Linked DNA regions of Homo sapiens: region 1 is linked to region 2. A link is an interaction called in ENCODE POLR2A ChIA-PET data of the cell type or tissue named here. Cell type or tissue: MCF 10A. All regions are shown on one strand.

Region 1 (8,000 bases), 1.1 Mb before region 2:
AGCTTGCCAGCTGGTGTGGTTTTACCACAAGCTAACAAACATTTTCCAGCTCTGCTCTTACGGAAACAACAGGCACCCGAAGCTATGAGATAATAATGTTTTTATCCAGAGTACTGGGAGTACAATTGCATACATTAATTAGTTATACATACATACATACATATATTTCCTTCTTCAAAGAAAAAATTTATACTATCCAAAGGCCACTAGAGTTTATGGGAAAGAAAAAATAAGAAAAATGGTTCTGTCAACATTAACAATAACGATTCGTCCGTGGCCTAAAACCACTGGACGTCATTCAAAACCTGCTAAAATATTATCTTTCAAGCCTTAGAATGATTCCGCAAGGACGATAGGGCCAATATCTTTATCCTTATTTCACTGGCGATGAAACTGAGACTTAGGGGTTCAAGTGGCTTGCTCAAGACAAACAGCTAGGCAGTATTTCCTGCCCATCTGAAACATTAAGACTGAATATAGACTCTGCAGAACACAGCCTGAGATGTCATGTCTACGTATTCCTTGAAAACCTTTGTCTTCTTTTTCAAAGTGTTCTCTCCCTTCCCTACTGGGTCTAAGACCAGACAGAATGCCATTGCTTCTAAGTTTGTGCTTCTCCCTGCTGGTAAAAGACTTAACTATGTGATTTAGCTGAGAACTGGCCAGGGAGCACTAAACCTTGAAGAGATTTAATGAAATATGTACCTCCTTCCAAACCGGCTTCTCTAAAACAAAATCATTAAAAGCACAGGTGTAAGACCCTCATTTATGATCAAATGTGGGCTGCAAAATAAAACAATATTTGAACTGTCTTCCCCCCTTTAAAAAAAAAAAAGCAGAACCTTTTAGAGCTATTTTCTGGGTAAAGAGGCCTGAGGCCAACAAGGTCATGTTGGGCCATGTACATGGTTGGTGACCCGGCCCTAGGTCTTCTGGCTCAAATTCCTGTCCCCTTTCCAAATCAGCCTACGTGCTGTAGAACATGCAAGACAGCACCCTGATGTGGGTGAATCTCATTTTTAAGTTCCTTCCCCCACACAAACACTTTGCCCCATTCCAGGCTGCTGAGTCTTACCAAATGAGCACTCTAAAATGAGAGGTTTCCTTGAGTCTGTAACCAAACACTCTGACATTTCTCTGTGGTCCCAAGTGCCAGTCACTCAATCCCATCGGCTCCAAGGTTAGTGTGTGCATGTGAGTGAGTGGGGACTGGAGGGAAGGAAGTGGGGAAGGGAGAAGACAGAAAAAGACAAAAGAACCTATCTCCTCCTCTCCCCAGCCCAACTCGAGATAGGCAAAGAGAGATAGACTAACTCGGTCTTTACCAAACTTCAAGGATTTTCTCCTTTGCAAAAGAAAGCTGAAGACACATGGGAGTGGGAGGTTTACTTAAAAACTTTCCTCTCTTCCTTCATGGAAGGGATCCTCAAACACTTCTGGAATACCTAGGCTGTTCTTTAACCAGCTTCAACCACCAGCTCGCTTGTGGATTTCCAGTCGCAGGCTTCTGGAACCACAGGAAGCCCAGATTTGCCATTTCACCATGACAAGTGGCAATGACTCACTCCAGATGCGGATTGAAACAAACAAACAAATTCCCCTGTGTCCACTGTCAGCTGGGCCTTGGGCTTTTCACCGTAAGCCTCTGCCTGGCCAAAAACAAATGTACATACACGAGGCGCAGGTCCTTCTCAAGTTCACTCCTTTGCAAGCCAACTCGTCTTAAGAACCAGCCCCCCCCAACTCCTGAGTGTGTGGGTTGAGTGTGGGCAATGTTGTCACCACCCCCACCCCAAATGCCGCAGGTGTGGAAGCACCACCAGCATTTGGTTTGTATTTTTACAGAGCTCTTAGTCCTTTCCCACCCCCTCAAGATTGCATCTTATCCTTATAACAGCCCTGCTTTATTAGGGAGGGAACTGAGGCTCCGGGTGAGAGGCCTTGCCCAAAATCTCAAAACCAATTTCCAGCAAGTTCTGGACACGCCGCGTCTCCTAGATTCAGCCATTCCACCAATGCCACACACAAGACTACCCACAAAAACAATCTCCAAGGAGCAGGGCTGTCAATGAGAAACTGACAACTGCTGGCTGCCCCCAGACCTGGACTTCCCATCCCAATCTCCCCGCACCCACGCTGGGTCAGTAACCACCATGGGAGAGTTAAATGTTTTCTCTTCCCTTCCTCCCTTTAGCTCTTTTGGCGCTTTCCTTGTGCATAGCCAACTAGGCTCCTTGAGAAGACAGATCCTTTAAAAGAGCTTTCCATTGAAGAAGAAAACAGGAACCAAAAAAAAAAAAAAGCAAAGAGAGAGAGAAGACAGCAGAAACGACAGAGAGAGAGAGAGAGAGAGAGAGAGAGAGAGAGAGAGAGAGAGAGAGAAAATGAGAGAAGAGGGAGAGGCGAGGTTAAGAGCCAGAGAGCAAGCCAATACAAAAGACCCCATCCTTTTCCTCCCTCCTCCCCTGGGCTGGCACCAGAAAGCCCCATTTTCTCGCTCACACATAAGAGCACAAACACCAGCCCTGCGCGCCGGGGCAAGCCTAGGCAGACTTCGCTACCCCACCCCGACCACTCCGTACCTGTCTTCCAGGGACTGCCCGCCCCTGGGCGATCCACCTCGAAGCCCCCCGCAAGGCGCGACGGAGGCTTTGTGGTATGACCGTGGCGGCCCTTAATTTAGTTACATTCAAATAAAACTTTTGGTGCACCTCGGTAGCTAACATTGTGTGTATGCCTTTTTTTTTTTTTTTTTTTTTTTCCTGTTACGCCGTCAATGCAGCAGGCAATGAGGGGAATGACACAGCCCTCTCATTCCCGGAACGTAGTCAATCTCGGCTCTGCGGATTTCACAGAACACACTTTGCCTATTGCCGGCTCCAACAAGAAGTAACTTTCCAGGAAGCTGCCGGCCCCGGCAGCCGCCAGGATCGCTGCCTGCGCTGCGCTGGCCGCCGGGGATTCACCCAGGGAGGCGGGGCCGCTGGGGAAGGCTCGCGGGGAATACAGCACACTTTCCCCTAAATCCCTCGTCCGCGCCGAGTGCAGGGCTCTCAGAGTTCACCTAGTCCCACCTCTCACCCACAACAGTTTATAAATGGGGAAGGTCAGACAAGTTAGTAGCAGAGCTGGGTCTAGAACCCAGGAGTTCGAATACAATCCGAGGCTCATATCGAGACTTTAAGTTGTCCGATTCCGAAGTTTATTTGCTTTTTTCCCTCTTTTTGCCTTCCATTCTCCCTCACCCCCGTTCTTTTAGGGGAATGTTTGAGCGAGACTTCAAGGTCAAAAGATGGAGTCCCTAGGGGCTGAGGGTCTCCATCATAGGCGCCCCAGGCAAGGTTGGAGAAAAACTAAACAGAAAGCCCCTTCCGCCTACGTTGGCAAGAACGGGAACCCAGCTCCACTTGGTTTCCGCCCAAAGTCTTTAGAACAGGAGCTGCCAAGCCGTAAGGATTTCCGAATCCGATTTCCCCGAAACCGTAGAGACACAGCTTGGACTCGGCAAAGGCCGGGGCCCCGACCCCTGCGCGCGCACTGGCACTCTCCAAAGTTGCCTCGCCTTCCTGTGGCCCTCCCGGGAATTATAACCCCCGGGTGCCATGTCCTAATTGGTCTCGGTAGCAGGCTCCGGGGTGCGCTTTCGGGGGCTAGGGGACAGCGAAAGACTCAGCCACAAAGGCCGCAGTCTGGTCCTAAAACTAGCCAGTGGCGTCACACTGCGCCGCTCATCCCTTCTGCGGCAAGCGGAAGGGTCAGAGTCGGTCTGCAAAGAACGAGCCTTTGGCCTCAAAATCCTACATTGAGGCTTTCTCACCCCTTCGCCCGGTGGGATAAAGGTGAAAGAGACGGTTGGGATTTAATAAGGGGTAGGGATGAGAATCTGGGAAGTTAAAATGAAGTAAGTGCATTTATTGGAAATTAGGAGTCCCGTGGTTCCGGGAGCTCAAACCGAATGGTGTTTTTACCGCTGCCTAACGCTAGAGAGAGCCCTCCATCAAGGTTTGAAACCGTCAACCCCTTTCTCGCCCCTCCCCTCCTTCCCATTGACCTAGTTTGGCCAGAGCCTCCCGATTTGGAGAATGCCTTCCGCCCTTCCCCCCTCCTCTCCAGCCAGAGAGGCTACAGAGGCTGTTGGATTATTGGTAATCTAATAACTCCAATAACCCGCTGAAAAATCCAAAGGGAAATCTGAAAGTGTAAAGCACTGTTTAGGGACAAGGACAAGGAATTTTAATAAGGCTGCAACTGCCGTAGTGAACCCCGCATCAGGGGCCCTGCCGTGGGGCTCCCGGTCTCAGCAGTGTTTCAGCCAACTAGCTGCACGGCTGCAGACACCACCGTGGTCCGGCGGCAGGGGGTGAGGTCAAATCGCGGAGCTGTTTTTATTCTTGGGGGAAAACACTCTTCGCCCTCTTGGCTGGGGAACGGGAGGGTGCAGGAGACGACAGTAAATAAAAGCGAATTTGATAACGCGATGGCCTCGACAGCCGCTTTGGATAACCGAGGTGTTCGGGGACATTGTGTCCTGACTTTCATTTCTATCACGTTTCCTGCCAACAGTGCTCTTGCAAGCCTGCAAGCTTCTAGGAAATGCAATAAAACAGAGGGATGTGTTTTATCATCAAGATCTGAAGAGGAGTTGCAGAAGGGACGTTCCCCATACGCTCAGCGCGAGACAGCCTTCCAGAAGGGCCCGAAGACAATGCCAGCAAATCGCGTCCCGGAGCAGAGATCCCTCGGCCGTCCTGGCTGGACTGGGCTCAGCCTTTGCAAAAAGGCTGGCGGGGGAGGGGAGAAGCATGATCTCCTCAAGCAAACAATGCCTTTAAAAATCCGATCTGGAAAGAAGTCAGCCAAGGTCCTTATTCACGTTAATGAAGATGGAAGGCACTAACTGTCCTTGGAAAGCGATGAGTCAAACTTGACCGCGCTTCAAACTCGTTCCCAGATTCGTTTCCAGTCCGAACAGAGGCGCGTTTCTCCGACGCGGCCTCCGACGGCTCCCGCAGTGGGAGGGGCCGAACTCGATCCCCGCCGACCCGGGCGGGGGCGACGGCGCTGTCTCCCCCTGCAGAGCGCGCCTGCTGCCGCTAGGGGCCGCCAGCATGCGGACGCGCGTTTGCCATCTTAAGTCACGAGCTCGGAGAAAGAAAACTTTACGGAGGAACTGTTGTGGCACAAATTCTGGCCTATCCACATGACCCCCACCCCCTCACACACACACACCCGGTTTCTCGCCAGGCTACTATGCAGAGGATGTTAGGAAGGGGAAGAGAGCGATTTCAGAATCGAGGCTCGCCCTGCAAGTCTTTGGTCCAGGCCTTAACCCCCCTCTTAACACGCAAACCCCCGAGCTCCGAGACCCACACCCTTCAGCACCATCTGGGCTTTTCGTGTCATTACCGAAAATCTTAGGCCATATTTTCTTTAAAAAAAATCCTCCAAGACTGCTGGGGAGCGGTTTCCAATGAACACTGGCAACAAAGGTGACCTAAGAGGTTAAACTCATGGTTCTGGCAGCCGCTCCTTTCTCATAAATACTTCTAAGGAGCTGAGATAAACCCGCCTTTGGCTTTCAGTCACTGACATGAAATTCAGAAGCTTAAAATCTGGTCCTGGTTAAGTCACTAACTCACCACTAACAAGCCTCCTCGTCGGGCCTGTTTCCTCAACTGCAAAACAGAGTTGTACGTCCCAAAGCCCCTGAGCTCCTAGGTGGCATCCTTCCACTACCGACTTCCCCTAAGAGGGGCCACAGGGACAGGAAGATGGTGTGTTCGAAGCGGGTTATTTGTGGTTTTTCTTAGTGCAAATAGATGCTCATCGCTGAGTGATGGGCAAGCAGCGAGGCCTTTCTGATTTTCATCCCTCTTGCCAAAACTTTGGAGGTTGTATGCCATCCCCATTGGAGGGTGCCCTCCTTCTGTCAGTCCTAGCATCTGGTCAGGGTACCGCCGCCCGGGAGGTGGAACGGCGAGCCCACCGCCCATGGCCGCGAACTCGATCTCAGCCCACCGCTAGGTGGCAGGCCAGCCCGTCCGAGAATCGCCGCGCGGCCGCAGCTTCCACACCGATCCCTACCCGCCCCTCTTTATTTTCTGTCTGGTGGGGGCGAGGGTTGGGGGTGTGATTGCCTCTAAAAGCAAAGCTAGAAAACATTTAATTTAGTGTATGTAATTCCGTTCCTCCCGATGCTCCCGCCTCTAGCAACCACAACGCGGTATCTGGAGCTGGTTTCATGTATCATAAGTTGATTTCTCCCCCAGCCTCCGAAAAGCTTTATGTACTGGGAAGGGAAAGAAGGTGCACTTGTCTTCAAAAGGCAGAATGGCACTCGACAGTATTGGCAGAGATTCTTGCCAAACACTGGTCATCCAGCAAAGAAAGTCGGGAATAAACTCCTGATCTTCTCGGAGGAAAGGGGCGCTGGGGGCCGAGTGCTGGATCCCACTCAGGCTCACTGCGCCTGGCAAAGCGGGGGAGTGGGGAGTCGGGTATGGTCTTTTGGTGAAGTTGTGGGTCTCGGAGTGGACATCGGGAGGGTTGGGAGGGGCCGTTCCTGGTTTCCACTGGGGCAAAGAGAAACCAGCCAGTTCTGCCACCACGCTGCACCCTCGCTGTGCTCGCGGCGGCAGCGGCGGTCCCACTTGTTGCGCAGTGCTGGAAACCGGCACGCGCCATTCGATGTTGATTCACAGAGGGCTACAGACCAGCCTACCATTGCTCCACGCCATCCACAAACCTCCTCAACACACCCCCTACACATACGTCCTGCCACCGCCGGCAAAACTACAGCATTTCCAGCCACTATGGTGTTTTACACCAAAACATCCCTCACTATCTCGGTATCAGACAGGCAGCAGAATTAAGATGCCCTGAGAAGTCAATCCAAGGGGAAGGCCGGGCTACCTCCGCCTGGAGAACTCTTCTACTTAAAATCAACCAGGCACCCTCCCCCCACCAAAAAAAAAAACCTTAGAACCACGTTGCCTATTATAACACCATCCTAGTTGGAAAGCAACATTTTTCTTCCCTACTTGATAAACTTCAAAGTCCTTTTTATCCGTTAGTTTTATCTCCCCTATTTTTTTTAAATCTCTGGGGGAAAAATGTTTCATAAGTTCACTTCCCAATATTTTTCAAAAATTGACTTTTGCCAATAGTTTCACCCACCGAGGGGTGGCGCTGCTGCACCGCCTCCTCTATATCTCTTAAGTTTTTCACAACAAAGTGGGTTGTGAGTGTCATTACCCTGTAGGGGATAGAGGGAAGGAAGGGTTTTGACATCTAGCCGTGGCTACCATTTACTCAACCAATAACTGGAACTCTTCAAGGGCTCAGCAAACGACAACTTAAGCATTTAGAGTCCCATCCCTATCCACCAAACCCAGAATAAGTTAGTCTTTTCAAGAAAGCATTGGTATAAAACCCTTCAAAACTGAAAAGAAGAAAGGGGCAATTGGAGAATTCCCACTTTTTCTGGCTGTCTCCTTCAAGTCGCCCAGTTTTTATGAACAGCATCTAGCCTTACTGTCACTATCAACAACCCTTAAAACTAGCCAATGCTTCGGCCTCTAGTATTGGAAAGTCTTCCAAATAGGATACTGGAAACTTCTATTTATAAGCTTGGGGTGGCGGGCGGGGCGGGGAGGTGGAGAGAGAGTTGCCATCTACAGGTTTCTATTTTGGCCTGAAGACTCAACTGCAGTCATTAGAGTAAGGGAATGCCCATCTCCTGGTACTTGTTCGCCATTTCCTCCTCCCCCAGAGACAAATATCTTTTCGTCTTTTTTAAAAAAGTATATATTTTAAAGCAAGAATGTGATTTCATCTCTCTTCTTTGAGCTCATGTTTGCTACCTCCAGGAATAGCGTGTGGACTAGGGCCAGATGAACTTCAACTTGGGCTGCAGATTTACGAGGTTCTGTTCTAGTGCCAAAGGCTCTTGGTAGTAAATAGTGAGCAAAATAGATACCTGTCTCCTGATGGATCTTGCC
Region 2 (8,000 bases):
TGGCGGGCACCTGTAATCCTAGCTACTTGGGAGGCTGAGGCAGGAGAATTGCTTGAACTCGGGAGGTGGAGGTTTCAGAGAGCAGAGATCACGCCATTGCACTCTAGCCTGGCAACAAGAGCGAAACTCTGTCTCAAAAAAAAAAAAAAAAAAAAAAAAAACTCAGCTGCATCCTTCCCAGTCATGTGACCTGGGCAGGTTAAGAGAACTCCCTGAGCCTCAGTTTTCTTGTCTGTTTATCAAGAGTCATTAGGGAAACTAGTATCTCCTTGGGTTGTTGCAGGGATTCAATGAGATGACACATGTAACACAATCATTACCTCGGGCCTGTCTCCTATAAATATAGTGATTGTCACGTTTGTTATTTAAACAATATTATATATTGTGTTTTAGGTATTATGTATGTAATATATAGTGTGAATATATGTATGCGTTATGTATATAGCATTATCTGACTTCGTGCCTCTAGTATTACATGCTTCTCAAAATATCTATAGTTTTGTCGGTATTTCTTTCTCCTACTAGATTGTGATCTTTTATCGGCAAAGACCACCTCTCATTTATCTCTATACCCCCCATTGTGCCCAGCACATCAGAGATTTTATGTTTGGCTGCTGAATGAGAAACAAATGGGATACTGTTCTTCTAAGCACAATCATCTTATATTAGCATTCATTTTTGGAACTCTTCTCTAATTCCTGTCATTTTTGTATCACATCAGAAGAAGAGCTATATTCCCTCCACCGCCTCTCCTCGCCTATTAATCACCATACCTTCCCACCTCTTACGGGAATACCGAACTAATGGTCCTTGTCTCAATGACCTGCCTATCCTTTGTCCCTTCATGGGAATCTTCTCACAGATCAAGTTACTATGATCTACAAGGCCAGTTCCCATAGCCTCGTTCCACTTACACACGATCTTAACCATTTCTGTCCAGTGGGAGTCACCCACTCACCTCCTAAAACCTCTATGCATGCCCCATACCCCTAGTCATAATACTCTTATACAAATGTTTAACACTTTGCAGTTGAAGACCCAATGTCATACATCTTTTCATTTGATACTTAGAGTCACTGTGTGAGGTACAAACTTCAGATATTACCAGTTGCATGTTACTAATAAGGAATCAGAAGCTCAGAGAGGGGGAATGAAAGAATCCAAGTATATGTGGCTAAAATTGGCCACGTCGACACCTGAAATCCTATTATCTGGGGCAATATACATACTGGGTTTGAAAAAGTTCACACTTAGCAGTTGAATGACCTGAGTCCTCACCCCAGCTTGGCTACTTACTCACCATGTGACCCTGAATAGTGCCTTGAAGCCTCAGGGTTTTTTTACTTCTGTAAAACAGTAACTCTTGCCCTCCCGGACACATGGGATAGTTTGAAGATTAAAAGATACATTGGCTGGGCATGGTGGCTCACATCTATAATCCTAGCACTTTGAGAGACTGAGGCAGGTGGATCACTTCAGTCCAGGAGTTTCAGACCAGCGTGGACAACACAGTGAAGCCCCATCTCATTAAAAAAAAAAAAAAGATATATTAAGAAACTTTTGAAAGTATAAATCATCTAAATCATCATGTATAAATGTAAGAGATATGAAATAAGCTCTGTGAAAATATAATGGCTGATGGCGTCCCTGTGTGAAAGATAGAAATGGACATTTTATGTAATTTCCATACACACCAAACAAAACAAAAGATCTTTAGAATTTCCAAGCATGAGTGAGGTTTTACATTGATTGTAAAGAATATAGAATGCGGAAACTCATTTTTAATTATTAAAACTTATAGGCTGAAAAAAAGAGTAAGCACTATTTAAAAAAAAAAAAAAAAGGCTCAACCAGGCGCGGTGGCTCTGTAATCCCAGCCCTTTGGGAGGCTGAGGCGGGCAGATCACGAGGTCAGGAGATCAAGACCATCCTGGCTAACACGGTGAAACCTCGTCTCTACTAAAAAAGTACAAAAAATTAGCCAGGTGTGGTGGCACGTGACTGTAGTCCCAGTTACTCGGAGGCTGAGGCAGGAGAATCGCTTGAACCTGGGAGGCAGAGGTTGCAGTGAGCCAAGATTGCACCACTGCACTCCAGCCTGGGCAACAGAGTGAAACTCCGTCTCAAAAAACAAAAAAAAAAATGCTTCCCCACACCCACCCCCAACGAACGAACAAACACACTTAGGAAATAGGGAAGAAGGTTATGTTTTGGGACAACTTTCTATACACTGAGAAAATCCAAGAGGTCTCCACATCTACCTATAAAATTCAGTGATGCTCAGAGCTGACATGTCAATTTTTCCTATTACATAGTAAGAAGCTCAGCATTATGGGCCGAGTTTATTGGACACTGCAGAAATTCATTTACATTGTGTGCTTACCCTGGATTGTTGTTGAGTCCAGCTGACTGTTGCTTCACAAATTAACTGTCCTTTGAGACTTGGAAATATTGAAATTGCATAGAGTTTTTGTGAAATCTCAATCCTGTAGTATTGTGTATATTACAACAGGTGCTCAATAGACTTCTGGATTATTAAATTGAGTAATATTTGTAGCAAAGATCTGTAGGCTGAATTATAAAGCTAATCTGTGGGGGGATGCCAAGATTTCTCTATCATTCTGCTATGTTTGCCATGGTCTACCAGGAGATGGCGCCTGGTAAGAGTTCCATATTTTAATGTATTCTGGTCCAAATCACTGGAGTTGGCAAAGATGGAGAAGGAGGAACTGAGCAGTTCATCCCCAAAGACATGATGACACCACTATAAGTGTGAAGCCAGCAAGAGTGCAAAGACTGAGAGCAGCGTGGTCATACCTAGACATTTATCTGGAGAGCAAAATCAAGCACTGGGGCTCAAAGGGTTCAGTCCCAGCAGTTAGGAGAGAGAGGAGTCTCCTAGGAGTAGTTGCCCCAACAGCTGCTAGAAAGTCCTGATCCTTTTTGGTCTGAGCCAACCAGGTCTCAGCCCAGTCCCACTTGCCTCAATTTAAAGTGACATTTTTGGTCTCTAGCTGGGTGCTTCCCCCTCTGTAGCATATAACAAGGATACACTTTCAAGGCAGGGAGCCTGGAGGACAAGGAGATAACCCTGCAGGCCTGGCCACCCAGGCTCTTTCCGGTGTTCCATGTACACTGCATAGATTGAGTGGACACCCAGGTTAAAGAGATCTCTCAGTACTCTTGGATTTTCCTTTACCTTAATTTTGAAATTATAATATTTTAGACATAACTTGTGCAGGATCACACAGTGAGTCTATAGGAGAACTGGATGAGAACCCAAGTTTTCTGACTTTCAATCAGCTCTCTCTCCCTACATGTACCTTAACATGTATCATAAAGATGACTGTTGCCATATGGGCTAAGCCCTCCATTTTCTGAGTATGCTATACCACCTCCTTCCCTCAGAACAATTAACAGAGGATCTCATAAAGATGTGCTATATATGTGTCCCATAGATTTTAATGAGACTTCAGTAGGTGGGAAGGTGTAGTATTTATTCTGGGATATTGGAAGAGCAAGTTGGATAGGACCTTAAATTTTCTACATAGATACTTGTGGAGGACAGGCTCTAGGGTGACTTCCAATGACCCCTGCCTCCTGGTGTTTACATCTCTGTGTAATACCTCTCCTTGAGTGCAGGTGAATCTGTAACTTGCTTCTAATCAATAGAAGAAGGCAAAGGTGTTGGGGTGTAACTTACCATGATTACATGTTGTGATATACGAGTCCATCTCAGCAGATAGAGAGACTCTCCTTGACAGCTTGAGGAAATAAGTGACCATATGAGAGAAGCTCATGAGGCAAGGAGCTGTGAGCAACCTTTAGGAGCTAAGGACAGCTTCCAGCAGACAGCCAACAAAAAGCTAGGATCCTGACTCACATACCCACAAGGAAATGAATTCCGCCAATAATCTGAATGTGCCTGGAAAAGATTCTTCCACAGCCAACCCTCCAGATGAGAATGCTACTCAGCTGACACTTTGATTGCAGCCTGTAAGACTCCGAGTGGAGGACCCAGCCAGAGTCATGCCTGGGCCCTCAGAAACTGTGAGATAGTAAATGTTTGTTGTTTTATGCCACTGAGATTGTTAGCCAACAATCAAAACCTAATACAATAATACCCTTTACTGTTTTCTAGACAGCTGCTATTTAGAAAAGCCTCCCACCCAATAAAAGAGTCCCCTTTATAGTTTTCCAAGTAGGTGGTTATCAGGGTTCTGCTTCACCATCTTCAGTGGCAAGGAACTTCCATTTCACAGGGCAACCATGTGTGTATTACAGAGGCTTGCATGTTGTCAAGTTCAGCTGTGGTCTTCAGCGGGAGCCTAGGACATGCCAGGGATTTCAAGGTAGGCTGGTGAGGGGTTCCTGGTTTTCTTGGTCCTGAACCATCCCAGTGCCATTCTAACAGTTGCAAGTCTGCCTCCTTCATGACAAAAGGACTGGAGGAAAATGTATCTGGCAAGTCGATAACACTGGATCGTTTGCTCCCAGCTTTACCACTTGGCATCAGTGCAAACTTTCACCCAGTTAAATAACTTAATGAGCCCTGCTCTGCATGCTTGCTTCACAGAGTTGTGACGATCAAGTAAGACAGCATCTATGACAGTGTTTGTTGGCTGTAAGTCAGCAAATGATTGCAAATGATGATTATTATTAAAATAATAGTCATTTGTCAGTAAATATTTGTCAAAGCTGGTCCACACTGAGGGAGACAGGCTCTCCAGGGAAACTGCTGATGCAGAGATAAAGAGGAGACCAGCCCCAGTTTGGAATTGCATCACTGATTCTGAATTCCCCATGGTACATTTCAGGTCTTGCTTCAGGAATTTGTTTTTTGTTTTGTTTGGTAGGAACAAGAATCCCCTAGAGCCAGTTATGTTGTCATCAAACTTAGTTGCTAATTAGGCACCAAAGCAAACCTATGCCAGTGAGACAGAGTTGAAACTTGAATTCCTTTCTGCAGGTGGAGCGTTGGATCCTAGAGGCGGTGTATACAGCTTGGCTATTTTGATGCTTCTGCATGCAAGAAGGTTTAAGAGAATCTGAGTAAAGCAATTAGCATCCCTCTGTCTGCAGGCAAAACTGGTTTGGACATGCTTCTCTCTTCTTGAAGGGCTGTTAGAGCCTTGGCAGTGTATCTGACGAAAGATTTCACTAAGCAAAATGTCTTCACTTACAAATCCAGCCACTTTGCACTCTCAGTCAGCCTCAAATTCATTTATTTTCTTTAGAGTTTCCCTACAACCACGAACCACCAAGAATTAAATTAATCCCCAAGAGCCTGAGCAATTATGAGGATGTTGAATCTATCCATTCAAGGATGTCCCAGCAAGGACTGTTCATTCTTTTAACGTAAACTATTTATATGTTTTGATTCTCCTCATTTGGAAGAAAGAAATAAGTTTTCATATATGTATTTTTCAGGGTGTATTTTATATATCTGTTTATATTACACTGTTCACATTACTATTAAAGCATCCCCATTTTATTGTAAGTTTATTTTGCCTGCTTCGGGAAGAACAAGACCAAGATCCCATTATTAAAACCAAAATCTTCCACAAAAGTTTCCTTTTAAAAACTTAGATTAGGAAATTTTCAGTCAGCCAGCCAACTCTATAGCCTTTGATACTTGGTCCTACAAAGTTTTCTTCCCCTTTGGTCTGAATGTTTTCCTTTGTCTGTGCACACTCTATTCTCCTGCCAGCATGATAATACATGCTGCTTTGATATCAAGTGGCGGGAACATATAGAAATGTGCTATTGGTGCTGCAATTTGTATCTTTGTTTTCATCAAACTTATTATTTACCATTTTAGGATTTTTTTGTTTCTTTTTGGGTGTTTTTTTTTTTTTTTTTTTTTTTGGTGTGTTTTGTTTGATCTTGGTTTTGGTTTTCCAATCTAGGCCTGAGGTCCAGTGCTAATTTGATGCTAGTGTGAACTCTCTGAGCCTGGTTCCTTGACGTTCCATTGGGTGACTATTGCAGTGGTTCAGATGTGGTGCTACCAGCCTTCCCCACCAAGGAAGTTGCCTGCTTTCTCATCTTTGATCCTCTTCACCAACTAACCACAACACACCAGTGAAAATTTTAATTTCTCCATTCAGTTCCTCAGTTTCCGCCACCAGGTGGTGAGTTCCTGCGATACAGATAACCTTTTTGTCTTGTTCAGTACAACCTCAGTGCCTAGCACAAGGCCTTGCAGAAAGCTGACATTCCTTAACTCTTTATTTCTGAAATGAATTAATGTTCTTAGGTTCCATGTCTCGTGGACCAAATAATGCAATCCTAGATCTTGCCATAGCATCTGGGACACCACGTATGATGATTTAGGTAATCAGTGAAAATCCATGTCAGCAGCTGCCAATTTACAGATGAATTATGTCCAATGGTTTGGAGATGAATGAGTTTTACAGTTCATAGAGCATGACAAAATTCATCTTAGCCTTCCATTTTATAGATGAGCTAACTGATCTCTGAGAGAGGAACGACCTCTGAATGTCCTGGGAAGAGCTTGTGGCAGAAGTAACTTCTACCTAGTAGTGTATTTTCCTTACTGCCTGTTCTCATTTGATAACAGACCCATATATCAATTATTTGCATCCTTCAATTAACCCACAAGAAGGCAAATTTAATCCAGTGTTAGATAAAATAATTATTCACAGGGTCATAACACTATTAAAGAATAAGCTATGGCCAGGCGCGGTGGCTCACTCCTGTAATCCTAGCATTTTGGAGGCCGAGGGGGGCAGATCACTTGAGGTCAGGAGTTCTAGACTACCCTAGCCAATATGGTGAAAACTGTCTCTACTAAAAATACAAAAAAAAAAAAAAAAATCAGCTGGGCATGGTGGCAGACGCCTGTAATCCCAGCTACTCAGGAGCTGTAGTCCTAGCATTTTGGGAGGCTGAGGCGGGCGGATCACTTGACTACCCTGGCCAACATGGTGAAACCTCATCCTACTAAAAATACAAAAAAAAAAAAAATCAGCTGGTGGTGGTGGCAGATGCCTGTAATCCTAGCTACTCGGGAGGCGGAGGCAGGAGAATCACTCGAACCCGGGAGGTGGAGGTTACAGTGAGCCAAAATTGCACCATTGCACTCCAGCCTAGGTGACAGAGTGAGGCTCCATCTCCAAAAAAAATAAAAAGAATACACTATGAGGCAGTGAGATATAGGGCAAGACTCATGTTAGGACTGCCACAGAGCAGTCAGTAGTGGCAACAAGAAAGGAACGCCCCTACGATGTGACAAGTCTCTACCTTGATATCAATGGAATTATGAATGGGCAGAGAGGCTGTGCCCATTCTTACCTAACAGGGAAGCTGTCCATAAATAAGGTAGCAATTCCTGAATCAAGGACAAGCCTTCTGCCCAGTCTTTATATGTAAAGAAACAGTAGTTTCATTTGAAGGGAAACCATTATAATTGTCTCAGATGTGCATCTTGTTCCAGGGTACTTCTTTGTATTTTTGATGAGGAACCAAAGGCTTTATTATAGATCTTGTGAATACCTGTCAGCCAGGATTTAGAACAAATGCATTTGGGCAATTTTGCCTTTTATTTCAGATAAATTTTATATGTTGTTTCTGTCCAGAATTGTAGGATCATGTTTGGCTTTTCAAAACTGCAGGAAATGTTTATTTTACTTTTCTTTAAAGAAGAAGACAGTAATGAAAAATGTATCGACTGCCAGCCCACTGTTTTTATTTCTCTTTGTGTGAGCTATGGCTTCTCCACATCTTGAGCCTTAAACTCTTTGATGTTGTCTTTTTAAGCATAACATAAAAGATTATTCCCTTTAGTCTGTAGGCTTGGAGGTGGGCAAACATGACATATTCCTGGGTATTCATATTTCTATAACAATAATTGATGCAGGTTTTGGGGCTGTTGTATTTGCCGTAGCCTTATATGATAAACATTTGGCATTCCATGACGTTTCAGCTTTGTCAACTTTCCAATCCTGTATGGAGTTCCCTCTTATTGTTTCTGTGTG

Evidence for each region. ChIA-PET counts read pairs that join two places held together with the same protein. Peaks named below come from ENCODE experiments on the same cell type or tissue, not always from the same donor. Only the 100,000 strongest peaks of a DNase experiment are listed, where the experiment ranks them.
Region 1: POLR2A ChIA-PET joins it to region 2 with 21 read pairs; 5 of 35 experiments call an interaction of 5 or more read pairs at or near these places.

What each region holds. Positions count from the first base shown.
Region 1 is chr3:187,735,015-187,743,014 of GRCh38, forward strand. All of the region lies in intron 1 of BCL6 (BCL6 transcription repressor), which reads right to left. Among named protein-coding and RNA genes, the nearest start is that of BCL6-AS1, 4.7 kb to the right of the region's middle. RefSeq lists enhancers at 3,103-4,082, 6,175-6,676, 6,677-7,176 and a silencer at 4,584-4,759. In MCF 10A, CTCF peaks have their summits at 3,969, 5,093 (motif pointing right), 6,009 (motif pointing right) and 7,204; DNase peaks (open chromatin) are centred at 2,967, 4,027, 4,977, 7,237 and 5 weaker places.
Region 2 is chr3:188,828,480-188,836,479 of GRCh38, forward strand. The region is part of intron 9 of LPP (LIM domain containing preferred translocation partner in lipoma); the gene reads left to right. Among named protein-coding and RNA genes, the nearest start is that of TPRG1-AS1, 120 kb to the right of the region's middle. In MCF 10A, no CTCF peak of the experiment used is centred here; a DNase peak (open chromatin) is centred at 4,962.